Linked DNA regions of Homo sapiens: region 2 is linked to region 1. Evidence: read pairs that join two places in POLR2A ChIA-PET (ENCODE). Cell type or tissue: MCF 10A. All regions are shown on one strand.

Region 1 (5,000 bases):
CTTGACTCAAATAGGGTTCAGTATTCATAAAATTATTATTTATTTTCTCCATAAAAGTAGGTCCCAGGACAGAGCAGTCTCCAGGGCTGATTGATTCAGCATCTTAGTGATGTCATCAGGGACAAGGCTCTTCAGTCTTTTTATCCCGTGATCCACATTTCCCTTGTAATCATAGGATGGCCACCAGAAGCAGGTGGCACATAAGGAGCATGTATTTCCTTGTTCAAGTGGGAGAAACTTCTTTTTCTCAAAAACCCTGAGCAAGCTTCTCTTGAGTCTCACTGCCCAAAACTGTTCAGTCCTGCCTAGCCCTGAACCAATTGTTGGCCAAAGGGATGAAATTACCTTAATTAGCTAAGATGAATTGTTTGGGGTGGGAGCTTGGTAGATTGTATTTTCCCCAAATGGGCAAAACAATATCTGCCTCCCACACGCTCTTACAAAGTGACCTTCACACTCTTTCTATCAAAAGGTAGGTTCTATATTTTTCCCCCTTGAACCTAGGTAGGCTTGTGACTGTTTCAGAAATAATGCTACATGATTTCTCAGACTTGATGTTAAAAGGTGAGATGATGTCTCCCTGGTTCTCCCTTGGGACACTCACTCATGGAAGCCATCCACCATGCTGTGAGGAAGCTCAAGTAGAAGAGAATCAAGAGCCAGCACCAAAGTGACAGCCACATGAGTGAGCTATCTTGGAAGTGGATCCTCCAGCCTCAGGGGAGCTAGTCCAGCTGATGCCATGTGATGCCAGGTATAGCATTTTTAATCTTTTATACCATATTTTTACTGTACCTTTCTATGTTTAGATACACAAATACCTACCATTGTGTTATAATTGCCTACAGTATTCAGTACAGTCACATGCTGCACAGCTTTGGAGCCTAGGAGCCACAGACTATACTATATAGCCTGGGCGTGTAGTAGGCTATACTATTTAGGTTTCTATGATGTTTCCACAATGACAAAATTTCTCAGAAAGTGTCTCTGTTGTTAAAAGACTGTTGTTTTGTTTGAGTATGTACACAGTATGGAGTCACACTGTATACACTCATCTGCCACTTGCTTTGTTTTCACTTAGTGATCTGTATACCAGTGCATATCTTTCTACTTTCTTCTTCTTCCTTTTTTTTTTTTTGAGACGGAGTATCGCTCTGGAGTATCGCGCTGGAGTGTAGTGGCATGATCTCAGCTCACTGCAACCTCCACTTCCCGGGTTCAAGCGATTCTCCTGCCTCAGACTGCTGAGTAGCTTGGACTACAGGCGTGTGTCACCACGCCCAGCTTATTTTCTTTGTATTTTTAATAGAGACAGAGTTTCACCACGTTGGCCAGGATGGTCTCGATCTCCTGGCCTTGTGATCCGTCCGCCTCAGCCTCCCAAAGTGCTGGGATTACAGGCGGGAGCCACTGTGCTCAGCCTCTACCTTCTTAACGACTACATAGTATTCTATAATACAGGTGGAATATCAAATATCTAATAGTAGGTTTTTTTTTTTTTTGAGGTGGGGTCTCACTCTCTCACCTAGGCTGGAGTGCAGTGGCACGATCTCGGGTCACTGCAACCTCTGCCTCCTAGGCTCAAGTGATCCTCCCATCTCAGCCTACGAGTAGCTGAGACCATAGGTGTGTGCCACAATACCTGGCTAATTTTTTGTATTTTTAGTAGAGACAGGGTTTCCCCATGTTGTCCAGGCTGGTCTCAAATTCCTGAGCTCAAGTGATCCGCCCGCCTCAGCCTCTTAAAGTGCTGGGATTACAGGTGTGAGCCACTGCACCCAGCCAAATAGTGGGTTCTTGATGAAAGACAATTAGATGGCATCATTTTTTCCCTAATCAATGATCCAGAAATCCTGTGTATGTCTGGGCATATCTGAGGAAAAACCCCTGAAAGTAGGCAGAATCAATGGTGTCCAGATTATGAACATTGAAAATGTTGACAGCTATCGCGAAATTGCCCCTCAAGGGTTAGTAATTTTTGATAGGGAAAGCCAGTTACCTCCCAAGTTTGTGAGTCAGCAAGAGACACAAAACATCAAAGCCAGGGCATTGAATGTTGTGGCAAGAGGCGGTTCTGGAGCTGTTGGCTTTGGAGGGGTCTCTGTTCTGGGGCTGGCTCCTTGTGCCTCATTTCCCAGCTGAGCCCATGGAACTCTCTCGCTCCAATCCGAGTCTCTGGGGCCTGGTAAAATTCCCCTCTGTGTTTAGTCACCTCTTGATTGGGAGCCAAAGCAGAAAACCAGTCAGCCCCACGAGCAGGAATTACCTGTTTCTCATCAACTCCACTTGCCAGAACGGTCTGTGACTTTCCAGTTACTTTTCAGGGCCTCTCCTTGTGTTTTGGTGGGTGTGTCTAGAGGAAGAGAGGAAAGCAAATGCCCTTCTAGAGCAAGTTGCCTTTTAAACGGCAAACTTGAAACAAATAAAGCAGGTTGAAGATCACAGTGTGTGCTGCTGGGCCTGTGGGGGCGCTGGGCAGCAGAAAGGCACACTCTGCCTGCAGCCTCGGGATCTGGTCGCCTGTGTGGGAGTAGGGAGGAGTCCTGACGTACCCTCTCTAAGACTGGCTGCTCTGCACCTCCCTCCAAGCCAGGCTGGCCAGTAAAGAAATCTAGCTGTGGACAGGAAACGAGTGGTTTTTGTGATCTGAGCAGAAAGGGCGTTTTAGGCCTGGAGCAGAGTGGAGGCCCTGAGCCACGGCCCAGGAAGTGACTCACCCACCCTGATGTCTGAGTTGCTGCTTCCTTTATCTTGCAGGAGGGCGTGGCGGTGGGTCCCTGGGCTGTGCCTGTGACTGGAGTGGCTAGAGGCTGCTGGCTCCTGGGTCTCAGTCAGGGTCCAGCCCCGGTCTCAGTCCTGCTACCTCAGCAGCCAGAACTCTGATTTAGAGATATGAACACCGCCTGTTACAGATATTTGGGGGAGATAGAAATGCCAGAAAACCCAGTCCCAGGAGCTGCTAGAGGGAAATACTGTTGTGGTGCCTCATTCCCTCCACCCACCTTCATTGCCCCACAATGCCCGAGGGTGGCAGTTCTGGTGACTTCACCAGCTGGTGGCAGGGGGAGGGAGGAGCTGGCTGGAGTTGCCATGGAGCGGCAGAGCCTGGTGGGCAGGGTGGGGCAGTGCCTCACAAAGGCCACCGAATTCTTAATCTCTTTCAGGTTTACTCAACTAATAAGTAACTTGTAGAGTTACAGGAATCATGTGAGGCCTTAACCCTCAGAATACCAGGAAAAATAATCACCTTTTACCATTTAGGTCCAATGGACGCTTTTAATTATCTATCTGTATCTGTCTATTTATCTATCATCTATCTTTTGATTCATCTTGTAAATAACTTGTAGAAGTAAGAATAGTAAAAAAAAAAACAAAAAAAAAACTGTATTAGAAATAATAGGCTGGGTGTGGTGGCTCACGCCTGTAATCCCAGAAATTTGGGATGCTGAAGTGGGTATATCACTTGAGGTCAGGAGTTCAAGACCAGCCTGGCCAACATGGTGAAATCCCAGCTCTACTAAAAATACAAAAATTAGGTAGGCATGGTGGTACACGTCTGTAATCCCAGCTACTCAGGAGGCAGAGGCAGGAGAATCGCTTGAACTTAGAAGGTGGAGGTTGCAGTGTGCTGAGGTCACGCCACTGCATTCCAGCCTGGAAGACAGAGCAAGACTCCATCTCAAAAAAAAAAAAAAAAAAAAAAAAACCAAAGAAAGAAAATAAAAAAAGAAATAATAAGAATTTAGATATAGCAAACCCAAATTTTTACTCCATATTTTCCTAGATTTGAAGCTACACACATATTTGCTTATTTTGTGTGTGTGTGTGTGTGTGTGTGTATTTTGATGCAGTTAACTGCTCATCAACTGTCATGCATGAACCTGGCACATATCCATTTTGTAAATAGCTGACTCCAGATTTCAAATACACCTGTAATAGGTTCTAGTTCAGCATTGCTTCTGTTTCTTCTTGCATCTGCGTTGTTCAAATGCAATACTTTAAAAAACTTTGATGGCTTATAATTTTGTTAAAGAGATGATGACCACCTTCTTTGTTCCATAATTGCGAAATATTTCATTTGTGGATTTACAAATATTAATTAAAATGGCCGATCCAGTGAATGCTTTTATGTCTGTGTTATCTATTTTTTTCTAATCACCCTGTTACACACACCTGTCTTTAGCATTAGTCCACTTATAAACTGTTATCAAGCAAATTTTAGTGCATAAACATTATAAGAGATGAAGAATAATATCATACCTTTTTAGCCAAATGGGATGATTCAGGTTCTTGCAAAATATTCTGTGATGCAGTTCTTCCTGTTGCACAACTAAACATGAGAACAGATTTTGGTTTTTACTGTTATGTGAGATCATGAAGCCTCAGCAACACGTTGTAATATAAGGAAAAATAAAGTGCTGCAGTAAACGGAAAACAATAACAACAACAGCGGTAAAACAAAGTCTCGCTCCCGTGGACATTACAATATGCACATGTACTTGTGTACATGTTGCAAAAATGTAGAAAATGTAGATAGAAAAAAAAAATAAAGCACCGACAATTTTATTATGCAGGTTAATTTTCCAGCTACGTTCTTCCTGACTTGCATTCTATGTGCATATAAACATTCAGATTTTACTCTAAAGTGGGATAAGACTTGATTATTTTAACATAACTATTTGTTATAAATACCTTTTTATGTCATTAAATATTCTTCTGTCTTGTCATTTTTAATGGTTTCATGGTGTAATTGGAATCTATTTTATCAGAGTGTTAAATTGACCAAGAGCATCCCGTACCTCACTGTGCAAGTGTCAACATTAAAAAATATCATGCTTGTTTAGGGTAGTGGTTGTCAAACTTTAGTGTGCACAAGTCTCACCTTGGGAGCTTGTTAACAGTTCAGGTCCCTGGACACCACACTCAGAGACTCTGATTCAGGAGGTCAAGAGTCTGCATGTTAATAATTCTCACTAACCAACAGGGGATTATGAGGGAGG
Region 2 (5,000 bases), 200 kb before region 1:
TCCCGCTGAGATGACACTGCACTCATGATGGAAGCCAGGGTGGGTGTGGGAGGAGCGTGATAGGGCACTCTGACTTGGCACCTGGCTCCCGCATTGTGCATCTTGAGACCGGGGCCCTGTCTTTCACTTCTGGGTGCCTGGTGCCTCACACAGTGCCTGACACCTGGCGGGTACTCAGTAAATCTTTTCAGTCGGTGCTGAATGGGAAGGTGGGTATGTGAGATGCCCTGGAAGGATTTTGATTTCCAACCACAGAAAGGCCCTGGGCCGAGAATGGGACTGTGAGACTTTATTTACTCAGAGAAAAGGGTCCTTTCCCTCGCCTCACCAATTGCTGCTTGAGGACCCCTCCCTGCTCTTTGATGGGTCCCAGGCAGGCAGGGGAGGCAGGAGGCAGGAGGCAGGCAGGGGAGGCAGGAGGCAGGAGGCAGGCAGGGGAGGCAGGAGGCAGGCAGGGGAGGCAGGAGGCAGGAGGCAGGCAGGGGAGGCAGGAGGCAGGAGGCAGGCAGGGGAGGCAGTGGCTCTCCTGCAGGCACAGTGACTGTTACTGGGGAGACTCTTCTTCCAACTGCAGCTGAAGGAAAACACCTGCAAGAGAAGGGTGAGTTGAGCTGCAAGAGCTGCACTGAGATGGCTGGAGCTTGATGGACACTCTGAGCATTTGGCTGCAAATTACCCATTACCTGGGTCCTGTCCTTTCGTTACAGGTTGGATAACTCATATATAGAAAAAAAAATCCTAGTTCTGCTCTCCCTTGCTTCATCTGTGTCCCTAGTAGGTGCCCTATCCCACCCCTAAAGAAGCTGGACCGCAGCTTGGGATGAATCATTGGCATCTTTTCTTCCTCCTGTTTGTTCTGGGGGTGGGTGGTGGTGGGACGGGGCCTGGGGCTGGGCTGGGGGCTCCTTTACCTGAGGACTTGGCATAAACTGTCTGCTGGTCTCTGCTGTGGGCGATGCAGGACATGTAAAGCTTCTGGTCCTCAATCTTGTCCAGTTCTACGTCCATTACAACCAGAGAGTCCACGGGGATCAAGCTGGGAGACGAGGCAGCTTAGCCCATCTCTCATGTGAACCCGGTTCCCCATCCCTTCACTCTCTGTGTCCTCTTCCCTCTCTTCATCCCTCCCGGCCTCGAGGACTCAGAAGTGGCCCTGGGCTCAGGGCCTTTTTGTCAGCTCCCAAAGTTGGACAGCAGAGGCTGTGTCCTGGCCAGGGACTAGAGGAATTGCTTGGGAGTGGGCTGGGGAAGGAGAGTGGCAGGCAGGGCTCCTACACCCCAGCTGCCGAGGATGGCCACTTCCAGGGATGAAAAGGTCTGTGACTTTGGCCAATGCCCCAGGGGCCCATACTTACTTTTTGAACCTGATGTTGAGACTTAGTGTGAACAGCCCCTCTCCAGCCAGGAAGGCAGTTTTAGAAAAGGTCTCGTCCATCATGGCTGCCAGGGACCCGCCGTGAGCAAACCTGGGGGTGGGGTAAGGTGAGGAGCAAGGCCTGGGCTGGGGCTGCTGGGCAGACCCCCTCAATGGGCCTTCCCTCCCTCCTGTGGTGATCCTACCTTTCCCTTTCCCTAGACCCTTCCAAACACAGACGTTCAGCCTCAGGGCAGCCAAATAGGAAAGAAGGAAACAGCTGCATCCCATCTGATCAAACCCGTCAAAATCAACTGAGCTTTTCTGTTTTGCTTCAGCATGCGTTTGCAGCCAATGATACAACATTTTATTTCATCAGGGAAATTGTTTTTTTCTGATAAAGTTAATAGAAAACATTTTTCTGGTTCATTACCTAATTGCTGGCAATAATTGCCATAATTTGGAAGGATGGGCATATACAGGAAATGAAAAAGTCCCTGAACTTTTTGACTCAGTCTTTGAGGCACAACCCTGGGCTGTTTCTCACCTTACCAGTCACTACAGCCAGTGCGGGGCCCACATCTCAAGATAAGTAAATGTGAAACATAACTTATGACCTATCAAGGGCTGGCATGACACACTTCTGAGCAGCGTTGCCACAGAAAGCAGAGCGCCTGCTTCAGCAGGCTCAATGCTGAAATTGAGCTGAAATGCTCAAATGCCGCAGACATTTGCTTTATTTAGAATGCATAGAATGGCCAGTCGCAGTGGCTCACGCCTGTAATCCCAGCACTTTGGGAGGCTGAGGTGGGCAGATCACTTGATGTCAGGAGTTCGAGACCAGCTTGGCCAGTATGGTGAAACTCCGTCTCTACTAAAAAATATAAAAATTAGACGGGTGTGGTGGCAAGCGCCTGTAACTCAGCTACTCGAGAGGCTGAGACATGAGAATCGATTGAACCCGGTGGGTGGAGGTTGCAGTGAGCTGAGATTGTGCCACTGCATTCCAGCCTGGGCAACAGATCAAGACTGTCTCAAAATTAAAAAAAAAAAAAAAAGCGTAAAATGTTCATTCTTGCTTTTGCAAGCTTTATGTCAGCTACTTCATGGTTGGCTAATTTGGGAAAATAGGCACCCATTTTAGAATTCAAATAACACCAAGCAGATTTGAGTTCCTGATTTTCAAAAGCACAGCCCATTCTCCACAGAGCCAGATCAGCTGTCCACACTGTACTGCCATGGGTTACCCTCCTGCTGCTGTGACCAGTGGCTTTTCCAGACCCTTCCCTCCCTGCTTCTTTAGTCTCTATCCACCCAGTTGGACTCCTTGTCCCACAGCTCACTACATGTTTGATCTTGAGCAAATTGCTAAACCTTTCTGAGCCTTAGTTTTTCCACCATGAATTTCACAATTCTGATCTCAGCAGATTAAATAAACAAATGTTTGCAAACATAATTTACACACTTCTTAGGCACTTCCCTGTCTGCCTCCCAAATTGCTTGAAAGAGAGTGAAAAGAGTTGGTGTCAAAGAACTCGAAACCAACTCTCTCCTCCTTGTCCTCACTGGCCAGCCTGGGGACCCATTGGCCAGTATGTGGATCTACAGAGTAGCTCTTGGCCAACGAGTAACTCCTCCTTCCCACTCCCCATGGTCTAGGGGCCTGGTGGATACTAATCTCTTCTCTAGACCCCCAACCCCTCAATCCACTGACTGGCCTTAGTGTTGGATGGTCCTCCTCTGCCTCTTTGGCCTCACTTCCATCAGCCCCTAAATAAAAGTCAGCCATGCTTCAGAAAGGAGGGAGTCCATGGCCTGGGCAGGGCTCTGAGCAATTCACTAGTATCTGCACAGCCTAGTGTGTGGAGCAGTGTCCCTGTGGAGGACTCCTTTGGGATGGCCAAGGTGACTGAGGGCTGCAGTTGGCATCCACAGCCTCTGGAGGCCCTGACATCTATTTAGCACTCTGGATTCTATTTAACCCCAGTTAAGCCCCTCTCAGGCTTCAGGACCCTAAAGCCACTCCTGCCCTCTCTTGTCTCTCCCTTGCAGGAGCTCCAGCACCACCTCCAGCCTTCAGTGACTGTCTGGAGCAGGCATCCGGATGGAAGAGAAGGGGGACAACCATGAACTTGGTGACCCACGGTCAGCCTGATTTCCCTTGTGGACACATTTATGCCCAGTGTGCATTCCTCCTGAGGTCTGTTCCAAGTCTGGAGGCAGCAGAGTAGAGTGGAGAGAACAGTGGACTTGGAATCTCACCTCCCAGATTAGAGTCCTGGATCTGACTTTGATTGCTGGTGCTGCCTCGGGCAAGTTACTTTAGCTGTGTGCATCTCCATTTCCCCATGGATAGAACATGGGTTTTGGGTAGAAGTGTCTGATAGCTGTACTGTGCTTTACGGTTCATGAGCACGCACACATAGGCCCATAATATCATATCTCTGGTCACCCTGGCAGGTAGATATTATTGCCCCAGGTTTCAGGTAAGAAGACTAAAGACCAGGGGTCAATTGCTTGCTCAGAGTCCCACAGCCAGCAGCAGCCAGGCAGGACACCAAGTCAGAGTCTAGATTCCGGATCTTGCCCTCTTCCAAGTGTACCACATTCTTCTCAAAGTGGCCTCTCAGGTCTTTTGTCCAGAAAATTTTGAGACTTTGATGAGAAGCCCATATCTGCACACTGGGGATTAGGCCAGATAACCCTGTGTGTCCTTCCAGGCCTGGTATTGTGAGGCTGAAGCCTAGTGCCCCACACTCCCTTCCTCACCCCTTAGAGAAAGATAGAGACTCCAGGGCCAGCCTGGTGGGTGCTGAACCTGCCCTGCTGAGCCAAGCCCAGGAGGCAGCCAAGGTCCTACCAGTGACCTTACCCTGGGGGCCCCTCCAGGTAGGAGCCTGGTTGGAAAAGACAGACCGACTTCTTCTGGGTTGGCTGGAAAAAGATGACATACTCAAAGCCTTGTCCTTCCACTTGGATGCACCTGGTGAAGATGCGACAGTCACCTTTGTCTGGGGAGAGATAGGCAGTGTTGCAGCCGGAGAAGGGAGGGTATGGTCAGGATGCAGCACCATTTGGTTGAGTCTTGCCTCTGGTACAAGATTAAGGAGAGAAAACCAGAGGACACCAGGTCCACCCCCAGGGAGCCTTCCCTCTGGGAGCAGAGGCACAGTTGCTGTCCTCACAGAGCCTTTCTGTCTAGGGCAGAAACATGCAGGAAGTGCCCTGGCTGAGAATGGAGATAGGATCAGGGCCAGGGCAAGACTTTAAGAGACCATAAGCATTGAAAATTGAAAATGTAATTACTCATGTAACTCACATATAATTCAAAAGAATAATAGTAAACAGTAAAATAAGAGCAGAAAAGTCCATCAAAGTTCTGATTTTTTTTTTCCAAGACAGCTACCACTACTACATCCTTTTTTGGAAGTATCAAATTCTTTGAAAAAAAATTATGTTGGTATTCCTGCTTTGTTTGTGCCATAAACCCAAGGGTAGTCTGTCCCCTGTACCACTCCTTCATCACTAGGCAGGAAGACAACATATATGAGTGAGAGAGACAGGGAGATACACATGCGTGCACACACGAGTGCACACACACACACAAGAAGGTGGAAGCTCTATCATTAGGATCCATTAGGATCAT

The links. Peaks named below come from ENCODE experiments on the same cell type or tissue, not always from the same donor. Only the 100,000 strongest peaks of a DNase experiment are listed, where the experiment ranks them.
Region 2: POLR2A ChIA-PET joins it to region 1 with 5 read pairs; 3 of 35 experiments call an interaction of 5 or more read pairs at or near these places.

The regions. Positions count from the first base shown.
Region 1 is chr1:152,045,556-152,050,555 of GRCh38, forward strand. It overlaps LOC101927949 (a long non-coding RNA gene), which reads right to left and starts at 4,332. Exons shown (of 4, transcript XR_922147.2): 1 at 4,261-4,332; 2 at 2,718-2,879; 3 at 2,267-2,353; 4 at 1,734-2,182. RefSeq lists enhancers at 1,967-3,166, 2,539-2,858, 4,045-4,606. In MCF 10A, a CTCF peak has its summit at 2,461; DNase peaks (open chromatin) are centred at 2,256, 2,626, 3,026, 4,316 and 1 weaker place.
Region 2 is chr1:151,846,827-151,851,826 of GRCh38, forward strand. It overlaps THEM5 (thioesterase superfamily member 5), which reads right to left. Exons shown (of 6, transcript NM_182578.4): 3 at 4,227-4,365; 4 at 1,356-1,466; 5 at 912-1,036; 6 at 275-588. The coding sequence ends at 545. It overlaps C2CD4D-AS1 (C2CD4D and THEM5 antisense RNA 1), which reads left to right. Exons shown (of 4, transcript NR_152846.1): 4 at 3,407-4,709. Among named protein-coding and RNA genes, the nearest start is that of THEM5, 4.4 kb to the right of the region's middle. RefSeq lists an enhancer at 1,098-1,865. In MCF 10A, no CTCF peak of the experiment used is centred here; no DNase peak of the experiment used is centred here.